Linked DNA regions of Homo sapiens: region 1 is linked to region 2. Evidence: chromatin loops called from intact Hi-C (ENCODE). Cell type or tissue: PC-3. All regions are shown on one strand. Links, peaks and the distances in the headings refer to the core of each region. The heading gives the core; the rest is flanking DNA. Region 1 has its middle 650 kb from the start of LINC02476. Region 2 has its middle 180 kb from the start of KCND2.

Region 1 (5,398 bases), core at 126-5,125, 830 kb before region 2:
TAAATAAATTTCTTATAAAGAATCAGTTTTAACAAATTCTTCATTAAATAGATAAAGAATAAAAACTTTCCCTAAAATTTCAGAGATTAATTGTGAAGTAAGACTTTTACCCGGTGGCCCTTATAAAGACAAAGCTGATTCAATTCAGTGCTCTTGTCTGAACACAGAAGGATGCACTTCTATTGGTGATGATACCAAATTATTTGGTCTTCAGATATAGTCACATATTAAAATATTTTTAAACATAAAGATACATAAGTATTAAAGATAAGACTATAAAAGTAAAATTTTTGAAAATTAATTATATAAATGTATTTTTGAATAGACAAAGTCATCTTATTCTAACTTTTAAGTGACTAGAATCCAGATTCAAACTTCTTACTCAGAACTTAACTAATATTTCATCTAATCCTCCCATTTTGCAGATAGGAAGTGCACTGAGAAATATTAAATTAATAACCTCAGCTCACCTAAGCTCAGTTCACAAAATACAGTTTTACTTAGTTGAGTTTTAACTTTGGTTCACAGTCCTAAGTTTAATTCTGTGATAGTCTCTATTTGTCAGCCCTAACATGTGAAATATCTAGGTAGGGTATAGATTGTACAAGCAATTTTACAGAGTAATTTATGTGATGAGTCATGGGGTTACTGAAACAGTCAGGAATTATAAGACTGCTGCTACATAGAGAGAATCAATTAAAAACAAAAAGGAAGCAAAGCAATGTGAGATAAACAGAGTAGATGTGTATGACATTCTTAAAAGCATCTGTTTTAAGATGTCCTGCTGGTAGGAGAAAAATTAAATTAGATTCAAATATAATTGTGACATATTTTAGAATATGAAATGTCATTCTGTTTGTCAGGCAGGCTTGTGTTACTTGGATTCACAGCAATTATTATTTTTTTAATTCAAGAGTGATCTAACAAATAGTCTGTCTTACCCCTAATACCAATGCTGAAATTTTAAATACTAGGTAGAAAATATTAATCTTCATGAAGGTGTTTATATCCTTGGAATGGAAAATTTTTCTCTCCATGGACAAACTGTTGATTGTTTTTCTCTCCTATCTTTGGAGAAATGGGAGATTTAAATTTACTTTTATAACCATGTTTTTTCAAATGTATCTACTTTCTAAGGAAAAGATAATAGAAGAAACTGGGATTTTGGAAATAAATACAATAAAAGACCCATCAACTAAAGAGTGAATTATTAGTAATGTGCATTTGAAATGCTGCATCATGTTTATTTGAAAAGTAAATGATTCTGTCATATCAGCTCATCTGAAAAACTGACAAAAATATATCCAAAGTAAGCCTATGTAAATATATTTATAAAATTTATAATGGAAATGTATAAATATACTTATGATATTTATAATGGAAATATTTAATTCACATAATAATATAAATATGATTTAATTAAAATATTTCATAGTTGATAAAATATTTTAGGCTTTTAAATTTTACTTTGAACCAGTATAAATAGCTATCTTTTTAACATTTAAAAGGAAAATATCATTAGCTTAGCATTTTACAGGTTTCAAGCTCTACAAGGGGAGAAAAATGAAAACAAAAACAGCATAATTTTGTATTTGGAAGTGCAATGATTAGTACATAAATTATAATTATAAAATAATTAGGTTGTATTACATCATATTATTGAAAGAAGGCTTCTAAACCAGCCTGATTAATGATGGCTTCTTTTGTTTTAACAGTAACACATTTTCAAATCTATAGAAAATAAAATATTTAACATCTTACCATCTAATTAACATGCTCATCTTTAATATTTTGGAGACCTCTCACTTGTATTATAACAAACAGTGAAATCTAAGTGTCCAAAGTGAACCTTTTCATGTTGGTAGCTTTGCAACTGTTACATAACACTAATGCTGATGGCACTTTGCCATCTGACCATCAGTTTTACTTTGGGAACAATGTAGTGATGGTACTGTTGTCATGAGAGCCTTTCATTTAGTATTTTATAATTTTATGCTTATATTTTGTCCATACTAATGTATTTAAAATAATTTTAAAACTTTAATATTGTAAAAATTTGGAGGATTTGTGTGTGTGTATGAGTGCAAGAATTTGATATTATGTCAAAAATTGTACAGTCATCCCTGAAGTAGATGTCAATATTAAGAGCTGAGTAAATTATTTCATAATATAGACTTACTGATAAAAGACAAAGTATTTCTAATATATGAAAACATGATTATGAATGAAAAAGAGATAAACATAAAACATATGAAGCTTGCTTCTTACTAAGGTATAATAACACTTTTAAAAGAACAAAAAAGCTGGCAAGACACACAAAGACAGATTTTCTCATTTCCTTCCTTGGCTTTAGGGAGAAAATGTACTGTACAGTGGAACCCTGGCTTTGGCTGGACCCAAGACCGTATGTTAAATTAATTAATGTAAATTATATTGCTTTTTAAAAAAAGCATATATTCCATTTCCCATCATTTAAACCTCTGAACCCACATATATACAGAACATGGACAAAACTACACACTGTTTCCTGCTGCTAATAATAAGCAAATAAAAGATAATCCCTTAGTAGGTAAACTCATCCTTAAACAAATTTAACTCATATTAGGTGAGTAAACAGATGGAGCTGGCATAGTGCCTTAAAAGTCAGGAAATTCAGACTTGGTAGAGCTGATGAGGTGGAAAGGCAAGAGTATACCAGAGCTGAGGATTGTCCGGAGAAAAACTCTTCGTTTCTATCCTCACCTTCAGTAATGATCTTGGATTCTTAATGGAAAGCTTTGAACAAAATCCATATTTTATGATGATATATCATGAAAAGAAGAGCCAAATCATAGAATACAAAAGGGACTGTGTTGATTAAACACCTGCAGTACTTAGTATTTATCTTCCTTAACTTTACTAGGTTCTGCCTATAAAGCCAGCAAAATGGATTAAAAACAGATTTATGAAGTAGTTGATATTATTACTTTGTAATTTTAACTATAGTGTATCATAAATAAAATATTAGGTATTTTAAATTTATTTTGGATTTGAAGAAAGCACATATAAAGTTATTAGTGAGCAACCTATTTGGGATTGACTTTTGTTTTAAGATTTCATGTTCTCGGAAACAAAGTGTAAGTGTAAGGCGTTGTTGGTTCTGAGATTGTAAATACAAATAAGGCTCTTCCCTTTATTTGCTTTTATGTCTCTTTATTATTCATTCTCTTGAAACAATGATTAAAAGTGAAGTTGTTGGCAAGAAAAGCAGATGGTTTTTACAGCAAATAATTATATTTCCCCATAAAACACATAGAAAATGGGGATTTCTTGGACAACCTCATGTATTTGGTTTAAAATATTCCGTTGTCAAATCCATTTTACTCAACTAACAGAATAGGATTTGTGTTAACACTAAGATAACCCTCATTCCTTTTCTCATTCTTCATGTCCACAATTAGCAAATGCCTTTTTAATATGAGAAAATCAAAGAAGTAAGAAAAAGTACTTGAGATAAAAATGTTGGTATTGTTATGGGATCTTTGGGTGTTGCTTTTCTGGCCAGAAACCTCTGTGGCCGACGGTGCCTTTTCCCGAGTTCTTGTCCTCCACCCAGGAAGAATGAGGTACGCAGACAAGTGGAGGGAAAGGAAGATGAAGAGGAGCTTTGCTGAGTGTTAGAAAAGCTCAGAGGAGACCTGCAGGTGGGTAGCTCCTCTCTATAGGCAAGTCATCCCTTCAAGTGTTCAGCTCTCAGCAGAGAGGAGGCCCTGGAGAGGCAGGAAGCCCTGCCAGTTTTCCACGGGCCAGCCTGTAAAAGGCACCACAGTCCCTATTCCAGTCTGTGTTACTGGCAGCCTGGTCCCTAGCTTTCAGGCCCTCCCTGGACTGAAGGTGGGGCCTCACTGGAGACCCATCCCCTTTTTAATATGAGAAAATCAAAGAAGAAAAAATATGTGAGATAAAAATGTTAGTATGACTAATCTTCCTTAAGTTGATTATTTACATATGACTTTTATAAACCCATGAACAAAAGAGTTTACCTTGTGTTTAACAGAGAACGATCTTCTCCGTTATTAGTCATTAATCTGAATTTACTTTTTCTTTCAGAGTCTACTTTAGCATGCAGTTAAGAGTCACAATTATGATGCCAATATGTGTTTCTGGACTTCAGAAGAACTTAATACCACCTCAGTATATCTTGCCTTGTGGGTTATCAATAAATATTTCATATCATTTTGTTTCTTTAAGCCTTAGAAATATGTCATGTGAAGTATTAAGATAGTCATAATTCTCCAAACCTGAAGAATATATTATGTGAGAGAATTAAATAGCTTTTCCTGAATAATTTTTTCATGATAAAAGTCACTTAAAAAGCTCTGAGCAGATCTCATTTCCCAGAGCACTGCCAGCTCCTGTTCCTTTTCTACACAATTTGGCTTTGAAAATCCATTATCTGTCTATATATTTTTATCAGTGTAGTTTAAAAACGTGGCTGGTCGTTCTTCACTGCTGAAGCGTGTTGAAAGTCATTTCTACTTACCAAATTCAGTAATTGGGCAAGAACAAATAAAGTACATAGAAATCAGTGTCTCTGCAAAGAGACTATTATAATTTTTGCAAACACTGTCACTACTTTGTTTTATTTTCATGTGTACATCCGCAAGATTGAACAAGTTGAGCACTTGATGCAAAAAGTATAATTTGATTATTTTCCTTTCTCTGAAGATTTCCTTGTTATGTCTGCACGGGTTGGATACCAAAGGGTCTATGATCTCACTGGTCATATTGTGAAAGGTCCTCTGGTCACAGTGGCCCACAGAATATTCTCGGTATATAATTACCAAGTTTTTTAGCATAAGCCAAACTTACAAAATCGTGTTCATTGTTCTGGAGTACTTTAGGATCATTTACAGCAATAGTAAAAGAGAGAACTTTCTAATTAGAAAACATAAATTTGTTTATGGAAATTCAACTTTATTCTCTACATTTGCTAATTTCAGGATTGTACGTGGGCAACTGAGAAGAAAATGGGGGTGTAATTACAAAGACACTTCTTGAATATAGTACCATCATCTTGAGGTGTTGACATTCTGTAGGCTCAGCAGGTGTTCAAAGACGACACAATGTTTCATTAAGTGCTTTGGTGGAATAAAGTCTGGTTTTCTAGGAAACAGCCCCTGAGATGATGTGGTTTACCTAACGTAGTGATTCTTTTTTTTTTTTTTTTTTTTTTTTTTTGAGACGGAATCTTGCTGTATCGCCAGGCTGGAGTGCAGTGGCGCAGTGGCGCGATCTTGGCTCACTGCAACCTCCGACTCCCAGGTTCAAGTGATTCTCCTGCCTCAACCTCCGGAGTAGCTGGGACTACAGGTGCGTGCCACCACGCCCAGCTAATTTTTGTATTTTTAGTAGAGAT
Region 2 (5,398 bases), core at 288-5,287:
ACTTTACACCTTTTTCACTCTTCTAAGTTGAATTATGGGAAATACCTATTCAAAGTTAATTAGTTTCATGTCATTTAAGAAGTTAAGTTATATTATTTCTACCTGCTATTTTAAAATCAAACATTTTAAGAGGTGGTAATGAAATTAAATATTAAGGAAACAGTAAGATCTGGAAAAAAAACAAACCATTTGAACAAATAGGGAAGGTATATATTACTAATTGCTGGCTTTAACCTGAGGATATTTTCAACTTTTTCTTTTCTGAAAGAAATTCCCTATGACATATACTGATCAAGTTTTCAACAATTCCAAAAGGAATTTCTCTGTCTTCAAATTCTGTAAACTTTCATCATCATATGACACTGCTCATGTTGCCACTTTGTAAAAAATGTCTTTATTAGTATTGTTTCCGTGTCTTAATTTGTTTCTTATCCCTCTGCCTTTTGCTACTTAAAAAACATTTTTATTAAATTTGATAAATAATAAAACGAATGTATTTAAGTGTACGATTTAATGTGTGCATGTGTGTGCCTGTGTGTGTGCATGTGTGTGTGTGTGTTAATGTGGAATTAAATAATTTGTGCCCAGAGGGTTAGCAGTTGTGGTTTTCAAAATATGTGGATAAATATTTACATGATTCTCCCTACAAGAAGAGAATCTTAAATTCATTATCCTCAGTGTAGGCTGAGATAGCTTCGAAATAATAAAATGTGGTAGAAGTGATGGCATGTTACTTTCCAGAATCATTTATAAAAAGACTGAGCTACACCTTTGGTTTCTTCTGTTTCTTTCTAGAGATTTTTGTTTCTCTAGACAAATTTAATTCTAGATAAATTGTAGATAATTTTATCAGGTTGAGGAAGTTATTTTCTATGTTTGCTGACAGTTTTTTTTATAAAATTAGAAATGAATTTTAAACATTGTCAAATAATTTTATTCATTTTTGAGATGATTCTGTGGTTAGTCCTCTGTAGTCTAATATAGGAAAAGATATTGACTGATTTTTCAATGTTTGAATAATGGAATTCCTGGAAGATATTCCATTTAGTAATGTGGGTTATCCTTTCTATATGTATTTCTATTTGCTTTGCTAAAATTTTGTTATATAAATGTTGGTCAGTAATTACATTTCTTTGTAATATCTTTTAGGATTTCTGTTTGTTTTATTGTTGTACTGATTTTGATATTGGGGTAACACTAGCCTTGTAGAATTCGTTGGGAAGTATTTTCTCCTTTTCAATTTTCTGGAAGGGATTGTGTGGAACAGATGTTATATCCTCCTTAAGTGCTTGCTAGAATTCACCAGTGAGGACATCTGGTCCTTAAGTTTTATTTATTCTGGGATGTTTTACATTTAATATAATTTGTTATTATATATGCAACTATTCAGGTTACCTATTTCTTTCTTCCTTTATTCTCCTTCTCCTCTTTTTGTTAGCCAAACTAAAATCCTTATTTGGAATTCATGTGACCATCAATTTCCTTTGTTCTGTTCCAGTAGCAGTCCAGAGTATTATTTGCCACATCTGCTTAATCTCCTCCAATCTCTGCCAGTTTCTTAGTCTTTCCTTGTTTCACAGGACCTTGACACTTCTAAACAGTACTGCTCAGGCATTTTGTAGAATGCTCCACAGTGTGAGTTTACCTGATGTTTTTTCATGAATAGATTGAGGCTATGGATTTTGGAGAAAAATATCATAAAGGTACAGTGCCTTTCTCATCACATCATGACATCACATCACGACATCACATCACATCACATCACATCACATCACATCACATCATCACATCACATCACCTCACATCAAATTGTACAGGCATCAAAATGACATTGCTAGTGGTATTAACCCCTGACCACTTGGGTTAAAGTGGTATCTGCCTGTTTTATCTACTGTGAAGTTAAGCATCTTTATTTTTCTATACTTTATTTGTTAGAAGTGACTCATTAAGTCTAATCACATACTCAAGAGGTTGTGAATTAAAGTCTCCTTCCTGGGAAGAGGAACATCAAGAAATATGTGGATATATATGGCCGGGCACGGTGGCTCATGCCTGTAATCCCAGCAATTTGGGAGGCCAAGGCGGGCAGATCACCTGAGGTCGGGAGTTCAAGACCAGCCTGACCAACATGGAGAAACCCCGTCCCTACTAAAAATACAAAATTAGCCGGGCGTGGTGGCAGGCCCCTGTAATCCCAGCTACTAGGGAGGCTGAGGCAGGAGAATCGCTTGAACCTGGGAGGCAGAGGTTGCAATCAGACAAGATCGCACCATTGCACTCCAGCCTGGGCAACAAGAGTGAAACTCCATCTCAAAAAAAAAAAAAAAAAGAAAGAAAAGAAATATGTGGATATATGTGAACCACCATAGTAATTAACATATAGAAGAAATTCCACCCTGTTTAATAAAGGAATGAGAAATATCCCTGCCCCTCTGTGAATCTTAGAATTTATTTCAACCAATCCTTTTGGAGAGTTCTGTGCTGGCCTCAAGTCATTTTTTCACATTCATGTACTGGGCATTTAGCTGAAGACTCAAGGCTGACACCCTGCGGTTCCATGGTCCTTGCATTCTGTGAAGTCCTCTCCCATCCAGTTCTCCGCCCCGTGAACTCCAGCCTCCTTTCCCCCGGCCCTGAAATCTCAGCTCCATTGCAGTGCACAGGACTCTTCCTGAGTTTCTTCTCCCTGCACTATGGCCTGTAAATTATCTCCAGGAAATAGCCTGGGCAGTAAAGGGGCTTACCTTATTTATTTTCTACATCTCAAGCATCACTATCCTTCATTGCCTGGTGTCTGACATAGTGAAAACCATTATTTCATGTATTTTTTTCTGATTTTTATTTTTTCCCGATCGAGTGGATAATTCTGTCTCTGTTACTACATCTTAGTTAGAAACAAAAGTCTTTGCCCCACTTTTATTTCTTTCATTGCCTATCTAATTCATAAAATCAGAAAGCCTATATCCTTTACCTACAGTTGACAGATTGTTTAATAGCCAAAGTAGATTTCACCCTTCTTGAATTGATCTCTTTTCTTGATTTTTTAATATCTGAGGAAATATTTATTAAGGTTAACATCTAGGAATCTCAAGTTTAAAAAATCCTAGGGCTGCCCCCTTTTTTTAAAAAAAAATCTCTCTGAGCATCACTTTTTTATATTTAAAAATAATGGATAAATAAATAATACAGACATCACAGTTATGTTCTGAAGACTAAATCTGAAAAGCATTAAATGCAACTAGCACAGTGATTATTAGCACATAGTAGAAGTTAAATGGCCTACTATAATTTCCATCTTCGTGAGCAGCAATATTGCCTGAATTACCATCATCATTCCAAATATCTTTGTTCTTTATTGTAACTACTTTGTGTATTTTGCCTTCCTCCTTTCATTTAAACAGGGTCTTCCCAAATTATCCTTCTATTTGTCTTATCTTTATAATCTTTATTCTTTTGTTGATATTTCGTTCCATTGTTTTAATCATGTCTGTGCTGTTGATAATTGCCAACCTCGCTTCCAGCTATTATCTCTTCCCAGAGATCCTCTCCCATGACTGTGACTTTATTCTGCCTAACTTCAACTGTCTTTCACAGGTGAAATTCAACACGTTTCTCAACACCAGTGGCCCCACTCACCTCAAGCTGCTTTCTCTTACCATTTGTATACAATTCGCTTATTCTCCATTCTTTTATGTCCTACAGATCAAAACACTAGGATTAACTATGATCATTTCTCTTTTTTCCTTAAATGTAATTCTTTATATTCATTACCACTACCCTATCCTATTTCACACTTAATTTTACTTGATTAGAGAATTATAACACTCTTCAAATTAATTTAATAATCTCTATACACTTTATTCTTTTGACCATTTTGAAAACATTTTTTTCTTCCTATATGAGTGTCAAACAATATACCAAACTAAAAATAAATTTAAGTAAGGTGCTTGTATAAACTAAAATGATGGTCTCAAATTTAGGAGTTAGTGCCACTGAATGATAGGATTATTTTTTAATCCACATAAAGACCTTTGAAAAATAAATGAGTTGGAAAGGTGGCTCACATGATTCATTCTGTATACTTTTCAAAATGTGATGATTGACTTTGTATGCCATCCCGACTGGGCTAAGAAATGCCCAGATAGTCTTTCTAGTTGTGTCTGTGAAGGTGTTTCTGAAAGACATTAGGATTTGAATCAGTACACTAAGTATAGAAGATCATTTTCATCCAAGTGAATTGACATCATCCAATCCAGTGAAGGTCAGAATAGAACAAAAATACAGAGAAAGGACAAATTCACTCTATTTCAGCTGTGACATCCATCTTCTTCTGCCCTCACACACCAGTGCTCCTGGTTCTTAGACTTTGTACTCAGGACTTACACCATTGCCACGCCTTGCCCTAGGTTCTCAGCCCTTCAGCTCAGCCTGAATTATGCTGCCAGGTTTCCTGGTTCTCCAGGTTGAAGACTGCAGACAATGGGACTTCTCGACTTCCATAAATTCACGAGCCAATTTCTACAATAAATCCATACATCTAGATCTACATCTAAATAGATCCTATTGGTTCTGTTTCTCTGGAGAACCCTAATACACAAAATTAAACTTTCTTGCTCATATACTTACTAAAAAAACTTTCTGTTGCTGTCTTTCCTTTTAAGTGAAATCTAACCTTTTTTTTTTTTTTTTTTTTTTTTTTTGAGATGTAGTCTCACTCTGCTGCCAGGTTGGAGTGCAGTGGCGCAATCTCGGCTCACTGCAACCTCTCCCTCCCGGATTCAAGTGATTCTCGTGCCTCAGCCTCCCCTAAGATTAGATTTAACCTATTCAACTTGACGTTCAGGTTATTTGCAATATGCCCATCATATTTTCAGCCTGCATATCCCAGTACTTCTTTAGGTACGTAAGCTATTTTCTTTCTAATAAACCGCTATTGCTCAAAACTTCTCCATACACTCCACACCTCCCCTTTTTGCTCGCTTCTTCTTTTATTTCCTTATTTGAAGTATCCACCCCAAGTTTTTCCCTCTGAAATTTCTGCTTGTTAAACTCTATCACTCCCTCCATGAAGCTCTTCCTGGTATTTTATCCATATTAATCTATTTTTTCTCTAATCTTCCTCACTGCATTTTTAAATGTCTTTTGTAGTATTTATGGCATTTTAACTTTTATTATCTGCATTATATGTATTCATTTTATTTTATTTTATAATCAGTTTATGCTGGATTATAAACTCCTTGGGAGTGTTTGCTATTATTTATTAGCTACGTATTTTAAAACAAGCTATGTTGTACTTAATGCACATGCAAATATTTATTGATTTACATTTGATTTTTAATGTCAGGTTTACAATATAATATTTTTTTCCAATATAAAAACTTACCTGAAAGTTCATTCC

Evidence for each region. Hi-C counts contacts between places; a loop is a spot of excess contacts. Peaks named below come from ENCODE experiments on the same cell type or tissue, not always from the same donor. Only the 100,000 strongest peaks of a DNase experiment are listed, where the experiment ranks them.
Region 1: it touches region 2 in a loop (5-fold over the local background); 1 of 110 quality-filtered maps calls a loop at or near these places.

The regions. Positions count from the first base shown.
Region 1 is chr7:119,254,300-119,259,697 of GRCh38, forward strand. No RefSeq gene overlaps it. Among named protein-coding and RNA genes, the nearest start is that of LINC02476, 650 kb to the right of the region's middle. In PC-3, for the core only: no CTCF peak of the experiment used is centred there; a DNase peak (open chromatin) is centred at 2,622; H3K27ac peaks cover 1,366 bases.
Region 2 is chr7:120,087,587-120,092,984 of GRCh38, forward strand. No RefSeq gene overlaps it. Among named protein-coding and RNA genes, the nearest start is that of KCND2, 180 kb to the right of the region's middle. In PC-3, for the core only: a CTCF peak has its summit at 2,538; a DNase peak (open chromatin) is centred at 2,565.